3 separate regions of the Homo sapiens genome follow, and all the other regions are linked to region 1. A link is a loop called in an ENCODE intact Hi-C map of the cell type or tissue named here. Cell type or tissue: Caco-2. All regions are shown on one strand. Region 1 holds the start of LOC105378821 (a long non-coding RNA gene). Region 2 holds the start of MIR4423 (microRNA 4423). Region 3 has its middle 14 kb from the start of MIR4423.

What was found. Peaks named below come from ENCODE experiments on the same cell type or tissue, not always from the same donor. Only the 100,000 strongest peaks of a DNase experiment are listed, where the experiment ranks them.
Region 2: a loop joins it to region 1, with 2.6 times the contacts of the local background. A loop is called at or near these places in 6 of 110 quality-filtered maps.
Region 3: a loop joins it to region 1, with 4 times the contacts of the local background. A loop is called at or near these places in 5 of 110 quality-filtered maps.

What each region holds. Positions count from the first base shown.
Region 1 is chr1:85,222,507-85,227,506 of GRCh38, reverse strand. LOC105378821 (a long non-coding RNA gene) reads right to left here and starts at 1,928. Exons shown (of 3, transcript XR_947548.3): 1 at 1,839-1,928. RefSeq lists a silencer at 2,223-2,383. In Caco-2, no CTCF peak of the experiment used is centred here; a DNase peak (open chromatin) is centred at 2,266.
Region 2 is chr1:85,132,623-85,137,622 of GRCh38, reverse strand. It overlaps DNAI3 (dynein axonemal intermediate chain 3), which reads right to left. Exons shown (of 23, transcript NM_145172.5): 23 at 4,485-4,768. The coding sequence ends at 4,625. It overlaps MIR4423 (microRNA 4423), which reads right to left and starts at 3,829; the gene lies at 3,750-3,829. In Caco-2, no CTCF peak of the experiment used is centred here; a DNase peak (open chromatin) is centred at 2,302.
Region 3 is chr1:85,145,039-85,150,038 of GRCh38, reverse strand. No RefSeq gene overlaps it. Among named protein-coding and RNA genes, the nearest start is that of MIR4423, 14 kb to the right of the region's middle. RefSeq lists an enhancer at 1,084-1,213. In Caco-2, a CTCF peak has its summit at 2,722; no DNase peak of the experiment used is centred here.

The DNA.
Region 1 (5,000 bases):
CAATCTATTCGTAGGAAGAATTTTCCTACTTACGTAAAAGCATTAGTATGAAAAGCTACACACAGAAAGATATTTACTGCATCCTGGTGTGCCACTGGGATAAAAAAAGTTAAAAATTAAGTGTTAGGTAGAAAAACGATTAAATAAATTATGCTTCATGCATACAATAGAAAAATTATGCAGCTATTAAAAAGAATGATTTAGAACTATCCAGGGTTTTTGGAGGGGAATCCATGACAGTTTAGATGAGAGAGGCAAAATGCATAGAATGCCTATTACCCACAGACACACAGGGTATATATGTATCTGATTTCATAAGCATGGGGAAGGAAAAGAACATATGTATACCATATTTTGATATTGATTCCCAAAGATGAAGAAAACAACCAACCAAGCAATATTTTAAAAATTAAGGGCCATAATAAGAATAGCATGCATGTTACTCTCTTTATATAAATGTGTATACGGAGATGTGTGATGTGTGAAAGGACAGGTGCCAAAATGTTAACGTGGTTATCACAGGGTGATGAGGTTTCAGGACATTTTTACTTTCTTTCTGTCTATAACTTGTTTTTGAATTTTTTCAAAATTCATTACTTATATAGTCAGAAAAGCATAAAGCCGTTTTCATTATTGGGGAAATAAATAAGTGAATGAAAATCCTCAATAAACTTCTTGTTAAATTAGATATTAATTTAGGAAGAAACTTGAAATGTCATGAAAATACTTAGGCAATATTGAATCGTCTCTTCCTTTATTTAAACTTGATTTAAAACAATAAAAATATTTAAGTACTTTTAAGTGTTTCTTTCCAGTTTGCTACCTTAGGTAATAAAACGTAGCAAACTTAGTCAGTTACGTCTGACTAAGATTTTGTTATTGAGAGAGAAACTTTTCACTGTGATTCAAAAGAACAAAATTTGTTAAAAGGTTTATTTTCTTTTAATACTTTTTATGAATTCCTTTAATTTTTTTTCTTCAATGGCCCACAACCTCATATTCTGAGACCTGCTATTTCATGGTTTATTCCCTCACTCTGCTTCTTTAAATCTGATTGAACTTTTCGGTTATCAACTATACTATAACAAACTTATTATTAGAGCACTTTGGCTTTCTACAGCCTCAACACAGAATTTATAGTGTTTCTCATTATTTCCTTGTGAGTCCATTCATATGTATGTACAACTTCTTTTAAATAAGTGAAAAGCTGTTTACAAAAGAAAAGCTAAGTCATAACTGTGAAAGGAACTCTACCTGTTACACTATGAAGTGGTATTAAAGGGAAAAGACAGCAGTGAAAGCTCTATCAGCATAAACTGTGACTGATTAGACACGGAGAGATAGGGCACTGTTTCAAACAGCTTCGCCAGACACATAAACACATTTTTCTCTTTTCTGACTCCCCTGGGCTTCTACATTCCAGCCCTCTTGTCATTGTCTACCCACGCAGTCTTTTTCTTCTTTCTCTGACTGAAACATCTTCATGGTCTTTTTGAGTATTGTATTCCAGCAACTTTTCTTTTATTTCACAATGAGAGGTTTATTGGTATCTAGATTTAATAAATATATTCTCTCTTCAGTGACCAGGTTTTTGAAAAGCAAAAAGGATAGACCCAGCAGAATTTCAGGAACATTCCATATTCCCTGAGTGAGACGCCTTAGTACGTAGCCCTGGATCCAGAGTGCTAAACAGCTTCATTCCTCCTCTGGCTAAAAGCCTCACTTTGTTATGGGTTGCAGGTAGGGCACTCATTTGCCCCCTAACCTAGACCAGTTCTGCTTTTCTAGAGGCAATAAAATTCATGATCATGTAAAAAATGAGATCTTGTAATACCTACCCAATAGGGAAATTATGAAACAGCCATGTTTTAATAGCACTTTCCAGCCCACTGCCGAAAGAGCTGTGGAAATCCAATGTTAGTCTTGTTTTTGTGGCTAGTATGACTTATTTTGCTTCAGTGATGCAACAGGTAAGCAAACAATGGTTGCTTATGATCAAGGTAAGATTTGAGATTTACATATGACACCTTTAAAGAAGCAAAGACATCTATCTTTCCTTAACAAAAATCTTACTCAACTGGCTCTCTGTAATGACTGGGTATCAGCACAAATCAGATAATGTGTTTTGATGTTTTAGAAAATTCCAGTTGCTCTTGAGGCTTCATTATTGACAAGGGCTATCAGGCTTTCCAAGAGGGTCTTATCTGCAAGCTGCAGCAGTTACTGCATGAGCTGCCAAACAGGTTCAGTGGGATTACACAGCTGCCTTGGAGCTGGAGGCCAGGCGGGGTGAACTCCCTGCTTTCTCTTTTCAAGGCCTGCAGGCTTTGACCTGTAAATAGGTGCCTAAACAGGGTCTAATCTGTCACACAAATATGCCTTAGCAAAAGTGGTAATGTCCCTTATTACCTGGTTTAGCAACGATTCCAAGACATATATTTAGAGAGGTACTTGTATAAATTGCTATACTTGAAGCTATGCCTGGTGTTTCTATAAAACTCTCTTAAGAGATGATATAATGGTTCACATTTTATTTATAGCAGCCAATGGAAACAAGGCCTTTCCTATAACCCCAGCTCTCAAGAGCAGTTCTAAAATAACAAACCAACATGTGCAATTTGAAGATATGCCCTTTAGGCTGAGCTCAAGTGTTCTGTTCTTAGGGGATTGCACTTTACCCTTTTGAGATGACTTCTCCCCTCTGCCTGCCATGATTTATGATCTTAATGCTTCTATTAAGAAACAGATTTCAATTTTTAGTTTTTTCTTGATAGTTCAGAGAACTATTTTCAATTTGTAAAAGTTAAAAAAAAAACCTCCTTAAAATTGGTGTAATCTTTGACATTCACAGTTGAAAAGTAAATTCCTAGCTAAGATTTGCTGTTTTATTCCTAAAAATTGGGACAGATTGGGTAAAAAAAATGCAAAGAGCTCTTTAAATGTAAGTTGTTTTGAAGGCTGTTTGGCAGGATGCTTGCAGAAAAATGTAATTAGAAGAGAGAGTAGGACTTCCACTCACCAAAGAATGTAAATATTTAAAATATCTCAGGCAGTTAGCACTTAATAATAACAAAAATCCTTATCAGAATAGCATTCTTCTTTTGAAGTGGGGAAGAATAACACCTGGTCATTCTGTTCTACAGTAGCAAGTCAAAGCTTGTTATTGGGAATGATATAGACTATTAAAACACTATCTTCCTTAATGTGCATTTCATTAATTAACTTTTCAATGTTAGTATTCTATAAAGCAAAACGGAAGCTATATATACCAATTATTTAAATCTATTCATAACTACCAGTTATTTAAAGCATATTTAGCATTTAATATATATGGCAAGGTACTCTTTTCTTGAGAGATATACTTTAATAGAACTGGCTCCATGGTGGTAGACAATAGTTAAATAGCCAATGTTAAACAATGACTTATTTTACCTTTTCTTTTTTAGTTAGGACAGTCATTTTGAAGGTATCATTTTGTAGCATATATTCAAGTCTGAAGAACTTTTCAACTTTATTTGCTTCCATAATTAGCTCTGTGATATGAAAGTGACAAGAATTGCCAGGTTTTCCAATTTAAAATATTGCCACAATTTTGATATTAAATGAACAACTTTGAGGCAATTTATTTTGTAACAACCTGAACTAATGTGAGACAGAAATAATACAGGGGTGGCTGCAGGAGAATAGAAAATTCCAGGCAGCAGTTTCACATGACTAGGAAAAGGAAACTGTTGAAATACCCACAGAAGCTAGGGGCTTATAAGATCCCCAAAACCAGGATGTAGATCACGCTGGCTAAGACCCAACTGGACCCAACATGGTGCTAGATTTGATCTAAGTTTCACCTAGGACCTTATTATATACTCATTAACATGCTAAATCACCCATCAGTGCCATGACAGTTCCAGGGACACCCATAGTTAATGGTTGACACAACAGTTCTGAGAAATCTCTACCTTTTTCTAGGAATTTTCATGAATATTCCACCCCTTAGTTAAAGAAAACCCTAAAGGTAGCTACCTCAAACCCCCATGCACGTGACTCTCTCTTATGTACGCCTGCACTCCCTTTTCTTGAGTGTGTATTTTTTGCTTTGCAGTAAATCTTCGTACTTTCACTACTTTCTGATTCATCGTTGAATTCCTTCTTACCATGTTGTCAAGAACCTGGACACTGGCCAGGGTCGAGGTCCCACCAGCATTTCAGGACCTCACCTATCCCGCTAGTATCAAATTGACACTGTTTATTTAACCTAAAACAAATAATTACAAGGTCTATAAATGATACTATATTATTGACACCATGGATTTTGTGGAGTATCTCAGTTTCAGAAATACTTTTTTTGCACAACCTCAGTCTGATTTATATGTCTGTTTTAAGGCCGCTGCCTTTTGCCTCACTCCTTTTCCATTCATTCATTCATTCATTCATTCATTCATTCATTCATCTATCCACCAACTACTATGTGCCAGGCCCTACGTATATGAAGAACAATATTTGAGCTGACACTTGAAGGATAAGTTGGGTTGTACCTGTGCTTGTTTTCTGCCCTCATGGAGTTTACATCCTAGTGGGAGAGACAGACAGTAAATAAGTAAAATATATCAACAAAGAAGATAATTACAGTTTGTGATATATGTTATGACCAGAAACTCTTTGTTACAAGGACATTTAAGCTTAGACCAGAGGGCTGAACAAGAGCCATGAATTATCTGCAAAAAGGAACTATTGTGCAAAGTCCCTGAGCAGGAAATCTTTGGCAGGTTTGGGAAACAAAAAGGTGACCAGCGTAGTGGGAGGGGGAGGGGGAGAGTGGTATGAAGTGAATACTATGATTTGAATATTTGTGTCCACTGCCAACCCACCATATGTTGAAATCCTAACTCCCGAAGTGATGGTATTAAGAGGTGAGACCTTTGAATGGGATTAGTGCCCTTATAAAGGAGGCCCAAGAGAGGTCTCTTGCCCCATCTACCATGTGAGGACACAGTGAGAAGGTG
Region 2 (5,000 bases), 90 kb after region 1:
GCGGATAAAAAGCAATTTGTAAAGCTGAATGATCATTAAATTTAATTGAAATTAATCAAATATTAGAATGATCAATTTTCTGAGTAGCATTATCAGTTCTGCAAAAAGGAAAGCTGTTCAAATTTATTTAAATTTTATGTTAAATAGTATGTCCAACACTTGTGGTCTCATATTAAGATGATCAAAGGCTAATATTAAACCAGGCATGGACAGTCACTGCTTAAGTTGCATTTGAGTCTGGGAAACATTCCTGTTATTATTAGTGGCAACAAAAAGTTAAAATCAGAGATTACTACATAGAACAAAGAGGAAACACTACGTTTCTCTGGTGTGTGTGTGTGTGTGTGTCTGTGTGTGCACATACACCTGTGACCAAGCAAGAACAGGCAACAACATTCATTAAGCGCCAACTATATTCCAGGTGCTTTATATACATTGTCTTTGTATGGGGTAGGCTAGGTATTATTATTATCCCCATTTACAGACAAGGCATCTAAGACTTAGGGGATAGTGCAGTTTGCCCAAGGTGATGAAGATGGGATTTGGACTCAGGTCTGCCAGGACCTAAAGACCCCTGTCTTTTCACTACACTGTAGACCAGACCAAATGACTTAAGGTCAGAAGATCAGATCGACTCACAATGGGTGGTAGGGGAAAGGGTTGGAGCTGTGGGGATTGGAAGGAGGCATACCAGTTAATTCTATTTGCATTCACACCTGATATTCCTACATCTTCAGTACAGGTGGTTAGCATCCTCGCTTGAGGCTCAGCTGTGTTCTTTACTGGGATTCAGCATGCCTGGCCTTGTCTGCCAAATGGAAGTTCTGGGCCAAACAAAAGGACCTTAGCTTAAGGGGTTGAAGAGCCTCAGAGAAAACTCATCCCAGAGAAGGAAGAGACATCACTATGAGTTTGTCTGTTTCAAAGTCTTAGTGTCCAAGAGAGGTATCATGAATAATTAAACCACGCTGAGTGGTCTGAGATGAATCGTATCATCTTCTGTCCTTTCCTCTTTTCTTCCATAGGTACCAGACCTGCATGAGCTCTGAAGGCTCTGCCTTGCTTCTTGCACCTCTGCTACTGCCTTGGTGTTTGCTTCTCGCTGAACTTGAACTAACCCAGAAGCATTGTCCCAGCACCTTCCCCCACGTTACAGGCCATTAGGCAGCTCTAGCATTTTGAGAGAAGGGATCCCTGAGTGCCTGGTGGTTGTGGGCTTGAACATATGTGACTCCATCTTCATCCCAGTGGCCACTGGACACACTTGGGGGCACTCTGCAGAAGGCTAGCATACCTGAGAAGCAAGTGGGCCAAGGTCCCATGAAACCTGGGCTATGGCTGCTTATGTGTCCTCTCGGTGGCCACAGGTGATGAGACTCAGGAAAACTGAGGTTATAAACACACAATGAAAACACCACACCAGGTCTGGGAGCAGTAGCTCATGCCTGTAATCCCAGCACTTTGGGAAGCCGAGGCAGGTGGATCACTTGAGGTCAGGAGTTCAAGATCTGCCTGGCCAACATGTGAAACCCTGTCTCTGCTAAAAATACAAAAATTAGCTGGGAATAGTGGCACATGCCTGTAATACCAGCTACTCAGGAGGCTGAGGCAGGGGAATCACTTGAACCTGGGAGGTAGAGGTTGCAGTGAGCCAACAACGAGCCACTGCACTCCAGCCTGGGCAACAGAGTGAGACTCTATCTCAAAAAAAAAAAAAAAAAAGAAAAAAGAAAAAGAATAAAGACAAAAATCACACTGAACTAATAATAACTGCTATCATAACCATAAGGAGCCCCATGTTTAGTTTCTATAGCAAGAATGTTACAACCATTTTGTATTTGTAAATCAGGCAAAACATATTTACTGCTTGCCGTATGCTAGCCACTATACTAAGCTTTATATTTGCTAACCCTAAGGCAGACACTTATTCAATATCCATTACTCCAGTCCTTTATGCTAACAACACCCTGCTTTTATTTGAGACAACAATGTGCTCAGCCTCCAGTCATGGTTTATGACACTCAGTTATGACACACCTGTTCTCTGTAGTCCCAGCTTCTTTTCATTGAAGAGAGGGAGACTGGGTTATGGAACACACTTCTAGAAGACTACAGGTGAAACCCCTCACCTCTTTCAGGCCTTGTTCAAGTGTCACCTTCCCTGACCATCCTGTTTAAAATGGTAGACCCTGGCACATAGAAGGCATTCAATATATTTTTTTAAAGTCAGGTGTGGTGGTATGTGTCTGTAGTCCTAGCTACTCAGGAGCCTGAGGCAAGAGGATTGCTTAAGCCCAACAGCTTGAGGCTGCAGTGAGCTATGATTGCATCACTGCACTCCAGCCTGTGCAACTGAGTGAGGCCCTGTCTTTAAAAACAAACAAACCATTTTTTAGAGTGAACTCGTGAAAATAAAATTAGAAAAATCTCTGGAGAAAGTACTGAACAGCAAGCACAGATGCCCAGGGAGAGGAAGATGCCTGGCATGTTTGGTGAACAGGAGGCCAGCATGACTGGGATGGGTGTGATGGAGGGGAGAGGAAGGAGGGATGGGACCAGGTGACAGTGGAAGGCCTGCCTGTACAAGGGCTTGCAGGGCACAGACAGGCATTGGGAACATACTCTGAGTGATCATACTATGAGGTTGAGGAAGGATTCTGGGCAGAAGGATGACAGCATCTGACAGCATCCATTTAAAACTACCATCTGGCTGTGGCTGAAAGTGACTGAAAATGACAACATAGAAACAGGGAGAACAGGAGGCTGCTGCAAAATCCAAGCTGATGATGATGCAGCTTGGACCATGGTGGTAGCAGTGAGGGAGAAGAGAAGCGATCAGGTTTCACATGCATACTGAACGTGTAGTCAACAGGACTTGCTGACAGATTGGATGTGGATTGTGAAAGAAAGGAGATGAAGGATGACCTTAAGGCTTTTGCCCCAAGCAGCATCATGGCTGGGAGGACTGCTGGAGGAATGGTTTTTGAAGGGAAACATCAAGCACTCAATTTTGGACATGTTTAAGTTTGAGATGCCTATTAAACATCCAAGTGGAGATACAAAAGGTCAAATAGATACACATCTCTTGATTTTAGAGAGAAGGCCAGGTCAGGGACAGAGGTAGTATCTAAAGCCTTGAGAGTGGATGCATGCACCTAGAAAGTGAGTGCAGAAAAAAGAAAGAATAAAAGAAGTTCAAGTGTAAGGATGAGCCCTGGGATATTTCAATCATGATGACAATAATATGTGCCAGGCACAGGCCCCTTATCTGCAGGGGCTCATTTGCCCCTTACATAAATGCTGCAAGTTAAGTTCTCTCAACCTGACTTGATGGAAGGGGAATCTGTTTCACAGAGCTGGGTCATCTGTTCAAGGGCACACAGGTGGTTAAGAGCTAAAATCTATCCGACAAAGTTTTCTTTCCTCTAGCAATCTAACTTATAAACCTTGGTATTATCCTTTGTCTTCCCTTCCCCATCCAACCAGCCTTTGATTTCTATCTTCACATTAAGCTTTAGTACAGGGCATCCTAATCCTTTGCCCTGAACAATTCCTCCTGCCTCCTAATAGGATTTCTTGCCATGAGACTCTCCCCTGCTCTAGTTCATTCCTTGTTTCCTAAAAATAAAGCTGATTGGGTCAACTTCCTGTTTAGACCTTCCATTCATTCCCCATAAATTCTAATCCAGCTCCTTAGCTTGGTAAACAGGAGCCTTCACAATCTGGCTCCAAGCTCTTTTGTGTCTCAGTTTCACATACTGTTGTTGCTTTTTGGTGCCTATGCTAGGCTTAAACAGCATGGGAACAAAAAGGCAACTGCAGTACATGATGTCAGGCACCTGATGGTGTGAGCTGTGTCTTGTTCCACATCTCAGGGGAAAGCTTTCTGCTTGTCACCATGAAGTACCATGTTTGGTGTAGTATTGTTTTACACGCCCTTCATCACATTACAGGAATTCTTTCTGTAGATGCCAAGAATGTATCATTATTATCATGAATTGATGTCAACTTTTATGAAATGTTTTTCTGCATCGACTTGGCATCATAATTTCTCTCTTTTGATTAATCACTGATTTATTTTCTACTCTTAAATTAACCTTATCTTCCTTGGATAAACCCAACTTTGTCTTCATGTGTTAACCTCTTTAAAATATATATATATATATATTTCTGGATTTGATTTGCTAATATTTTGTTTAGCACATGGCCCTACAGTTTGTACAGTGGCCAAGGGGAAGCACTTTTTTTGGAAAGGTGGCCAAAAGCAAGCTGATAAGTAGGAGCAGTTTGATTTCCCCTTCTGCCTGGAATGAGGGCCTCTGTGTGGACAGCAAGGATTGGGATGGAAGGGACATCCAAAGTTCTCTATTATTATAGGAAAATACAAATTTTGTTATTGAAAACATTCATTAAAAAAGAACACTTTCATATTCAGTACAAAATTTGGTACATACATGGTACAAAAACTGAAATAGATCTCATTGCTAAAATTCAAAAGTTTTAATAGCAGGGAAATAAAAGTCTATAAATGAGCCTATATATATATATGTTCAGCATGCCAGTTCACCTGACATAAAAATAAATAGAGGGAAGAAGTCCCCAAAACACCCCTTCAGGAAGCTTTTTTACATCACCTCCATGTATGACCCCTTCTCTGTGACTTTGATTAGGCCAAGGTTGATAAGAACAGTCTTTTCCAGTTCCAGATAACTCTCATAGTCCATTTTTAATTCAGCCTGCATTTGTTCTTTTGACTTCTGATATGTTTTCTGGGGGGGGAAGAAAAACAAGACATCCCTATAAAACACTGATATCTAAAAATACCAAAGGATGAGAAGGGGCTGTTTGTGAATAGTTGACCTGGCTGCTGTTTTCTGGAAAGGGCTGGATGGAGGGCAGGAAGGCAGGAGGGCAGGTGGGCAGGAGGCAGTCAGATGTGCTGGGAAAGGAGGGAGTGGGGGGAAACATGGTCCCCAACCACTGTCTCTCAAAAAAAAGTCC
Region 3 (5,000 bases), 77 kb after region 1:
TCCAATACAGCCAGTTGTTAAAAATAGCCTAGCACTTCCTTGCACACTCTCCCTCCACCACCACCCCTTCCTCGCCACGTGACCTGTGCATACACTGTCTCTCCTTCACCTTCTCCTGTGAATGGAAGCAGCCAGCAGCCCTCACCCAATCTTGAACTTTCTGGCCACCAGAATCATGAGTCAAATAAACCTTTTTCCTTTATAAATTGCTTAGCCTCAGGTTTTCCTTTATAGCAACACAAAGTGGACTAAGACAATCTCCATCTTTTCTATCACAAATGTTGGGACACAAGAAAAGTCAAAGCTGCATTGAAAGTTGAACACACAGATAACACCAGTCTGTTTTCTTTTTAAGGAACAAAAGCACCATGTCTAGGTAAGACACTTGACTAATTCCCACCCGGAGCTGGCGATAGAGAGAGTGAAAGGTCTCCTATAGCAGGGTTGGGGAGGGTCTGTCTGCAGTCTGAGATTGTGTCCCAAATGGGGCCCATTCTTCATGAACCCTGTAGGTTCCACACTGGCAGGAACAGAGCTAAAGCCCAATTCTTACAGCCTGCATTTCTGCCTTGAGGACTTCTCAGTGCTGTTTCCCTGAACACATTTTTTTTTTTTTCATTTTGTTTCCTCTCACACTTTTAACCCTTTCCTACCAGCATATTTTCGCCTGAACTACCAACATAGGGTTGGTAGGAAACCACCAAAAATGTATCTTTCCTTCCTAAGATTAGAACCAGGGCATAGGAGCCAGACATAGAGATCAAAATACCAAATTTACTTTTGACAAAGGTAAGCTGGAGAATATGACTTGGGTCTATGGCCAAGTGGGCTTCTTCATATATCCTCTGTGATCTGATCATCCCCACCTAGTCACTGGTGGAGTTAATGAAAAAAGACCTCTCCTGGCATGGGCAGAGGCTGTCAGCACCATAAAAGTATGTATTACCAACAGGCTGGTGTGTGGTGAGAGAATGCAGAAGGCCCCTAGCCAAGCATGCTCAAGTTCTTCTCAATTCACTACTCAGATGAGTCATTCTTTGTGACTTGGGGAACAGTAAATTAGGGGTTTAAAGAGAAGCTGGAAGTGATTCTCTCATACTCTTTTCTCTTGAGAAGTAGCTAAATCCCCTCCCTTTTATGGAAATGGTAAAAGCACAGGATGTTATCCTCTAAAAATGACCACCTATTGCTTCCTCTTAATAAAGGACCAAATGTCACAAGATAAACTTTGGGACCCTTTTGTAAATGGAGCAGGAAGTGGAAATGCTGAACTGCACATAGGCAGTCAAAAAAAAAAAAAAAAAACCACACACACACATAAAGATTTTCCAGGTAATCACTAGGCAATTGCTGCCATGGGGCACCCAGTTAATTTGCAAAGTGGTCAAAGCAGCATATTCTCACCTCTTTTGGTAAATCCTTTCCCCTCAGGCCCCAGTGGCCATGTGCCACCTCTGGCTGCCTTGGGCCTCAGATATCCCAAGCAGTCTTGCCTTTCCTTCCTGTGCCCAACAGAATCTGTCTCCTCCTTCTCTACCTCCAGGGAAATCTTGCCTTCCATTTGGTTTTACAATCTTGCCTGGAAGAATGTGCTCTCATCACCTGATTCAAATGCTAAAGTGTTAATGATGGATAGGGTTTATTTGTACTTTATTTTAAAATGGGAGCATATTAAACTATGCCTAAGAAAGTACTGGAAGTATTCCTTAGGTTCTGTTGGTTCTTTTTGCTAACTGTGGGGTCCCTCGATGCTCCTGCTACAGTTCCATGTTATGTTCACTTCTGAAAGACTGTTGGCTTTTGTATTAGCCATCTCAACTTCTCAGGTCTACTTTCAGCTTCAGCCAGTAGGGAACAGTACTTAAGCCATTATCAGCCATATCCTTAATGCATTTAAACAGGGCCTAGGTCACAAGGAGGTTGTTGGGCTTCTAACAAATCACCTAGTGGAAATTTTATGAAAGTCAGAATTGCATATGTAAATTTTTAAAATATACATACACATACGAAGGACTAACCAAAACAACTTTGAAAAAGAACAGAGTTGGAGGACCAACATTATCTGATTTTAAGGTGACTTATAAAGTGACAGTAATCAAGATGGTATAGTAATGGCATCAAAATAGACAAATCAATAGAATAAAAGTTCAGAAATAGATTCATACATATACGGACAACTGATTTTTGATGAGACAATTCAGTGAAGAAAGAATAGTCTTTTCAACAAATGGTGCTGCAACAATAAAATATTTGCATGAAAAAAATGCTTTGATCCACATCTCATACCATATGTAAAAGTGAACTCAAAATACATAATAGACCTAAATGTAAAGCCTAAAAGTATAAAACTTCTAGAAGAAAACCTTGGATTATGCACAGATTTCTCAGATTGGTCACCAAAAACATGATACATAAAATTTTTTTTTTTTAATAAACTGAACTTCATCAAATTTACAAACTTCTGCACTTTGAAAGACCCTGTTGAGAGAATAAGAAGATGAACCACATTGGGAGTATATATTTGCATATATCTGATAATGGCTGGCATCTGGGATGTATAAAAAATTCCAAAACCTCAATAATAATTAAAAAAACACTCCCCTTGCTCCCTGCAATGAGCAAAATACATGAACAAACACTTCATGAAAGAGTATATATGAATGGCAAATGAAGACATGAAAATTAACCACTATCATTAGTCATTAGGAAATGCAAATTAAAACCACAAAAAGATACCACCACACAGCAATTAGAATGGCTAAATTTGAAAACAGTGACCCTACTGGCAAGAATGTGGAAGAAATGAGACTCTCATATACTGCAGGTGGGAATGTAAAATGGCACAACCACTTTTATTTAGTATTATCTTTAAAAAGTCAACATATACATACCACAGAATCCAGACATTCCATTCCTAGATATTTATCCAAAAGAAATGAATGCATATGTCTGTAAGGAAAACTTGTACAGAAGTTATCATAGCAGACTAATTTGTAATAGCAAGATACTCATCTGACAAAGGTCTAATATCCAGAATCCACAAGGAATTTAAACAATTTTACAAGAAAAAAAACAACCCCATCGAAAAGTGGGCAAAGGATATGAACAGACACTCCTCAAAAGAAGACATCTATGCAGCCAACAAACATGAAAAAAAGCTCATCATCATCACTGGTCGTCAGAGAAATGCAAATCAAAACCACAATGAGATACCATCTCACACCAGTTAGAATGGCGATCATTAAAAGGTGAGGAAACAACAGATGCTGGAGAGGACGTGGAGAAATAGGAACGCTTTTACACTGTTGGTGGGAATGTAAATTAGTTCAACCACTGTGAAAGACAGTGTAGCAATTCCTCAAGGATCTAGAACCAGAAATACCAGTTGACCCAGCAATTCCATTACTGGGTATATACCCAAAGGATTATAAATCATTCTACTATAAAGACACATGCACATGTATGTTTATTGCAGCACTATTCACAATAGCAGACTTGGAACCAACCCAAATGCCCATAGACTGGGTAAAGAAAATGTGGCACATATACACCATGGAATACTGCGCAGCCATAAAAAAGGAGGGGTTCATGTCTTTGCAAGGACATGAAGCTGGAAACCATCATTCTCAGCAAACTAACACAGGAACAGAAAACCAAACACTGCCTGTTCTCACTCATAAGTAGGAGTTGAACAATGAGAACACATGGACACAGGGAGGGGAGCATTATACACCAGGGCCTGCCAGGGGCCTGGGGGCTAAGGGGACAGATAGCATTAGCAGAAATACCTAACGTAGATGACGGGTTGATGGGTGCAGCAAACCACCAGGACACGCATATACCTATGTAACAAACCTGCATGTTCTGCACATGTATCCCAGAACTTAAAGTATAATAAGAAAAAGAAAAAAAAAGTATATTATCTAGATGCATCTATTTAAATTTAATGGGTATTAAATTTATTAAACATACCTACAAAATCTAAGTAAGACATGAATTTAAAAAAAGAACAGTGCCTCACACTGTAATAGGAAATGACAGCTATTGCTATTAGGAGTACGGCATCTATTAACAGTTTCCAGCAGTAAACACAACCATTATCAAATAATAAAGACCTATTATAAAAATATTCAAGCAACAGAGATCTATTAAAATTTTTATCTTTGCTTCAAAATAATATGGAGTGAGGAGTGTAGGTTAAAGATTAGTCATGTACTGATCTTTATAAACGCTGGGGCTGGTAAAAGTCCCCTCTTTGCCTTGCACACTTGTCCCTTCTCCCATTCCATCCCTCAGAAGTAAACATAATGAACACATTGATGGCTACACTTCCAGACTTTTCTATACATACAGAGAAATGTGAATGTTAGTACAAATACACATACACAGTTTTACACAAGTGGGGTCATATTGGATACATTGTTTTGCAACTTGATTTTTCCCTTGATAATTTGTAAACTTCCTTTCTTGTTGGAATGAAGAATGTTCCTCATCACAGCTGAAGGGTCCTTGTCTGATGAACATATTTTGCCATTTTCCTACCGATGGACATGTAGATCCCTTCCGCACATTACAATTTTGTTCTGGCCAATATTTTCTCTCTCTTTTTTCTATTTCTTTTTTTATCATCTGCTTCATTTTTCATTTATCTATTTTCTCTCTTTAGTACCAGAAGTCAACACTTTTGTCAGCTTCTCGGTTAGCACTCCCCACCCACTGATTCCTTGAATGCTCTGAAGACCAATGAATTCCTTATTCTATGAGCCTGACCTTTATAGGCCAAAAAATAGAGAGAGAAATAACAATGAAAGTGAATTTCTACTACTGTTATGTTTAAGTCACAGTGCAGGCTGCTTTTGCTTTCCTGAGAAAGTATGTCAAGTGTTTTTTAAATTCTTTTTTTTTAAATTCTTTTCTTTAAAACCTTATTTTTTTCTTGTTCTTTCTTTTCTCTTTTTTTTTTTTCCTTGCCAGCAGAAAGTGAAGGAGGCACACTTTCA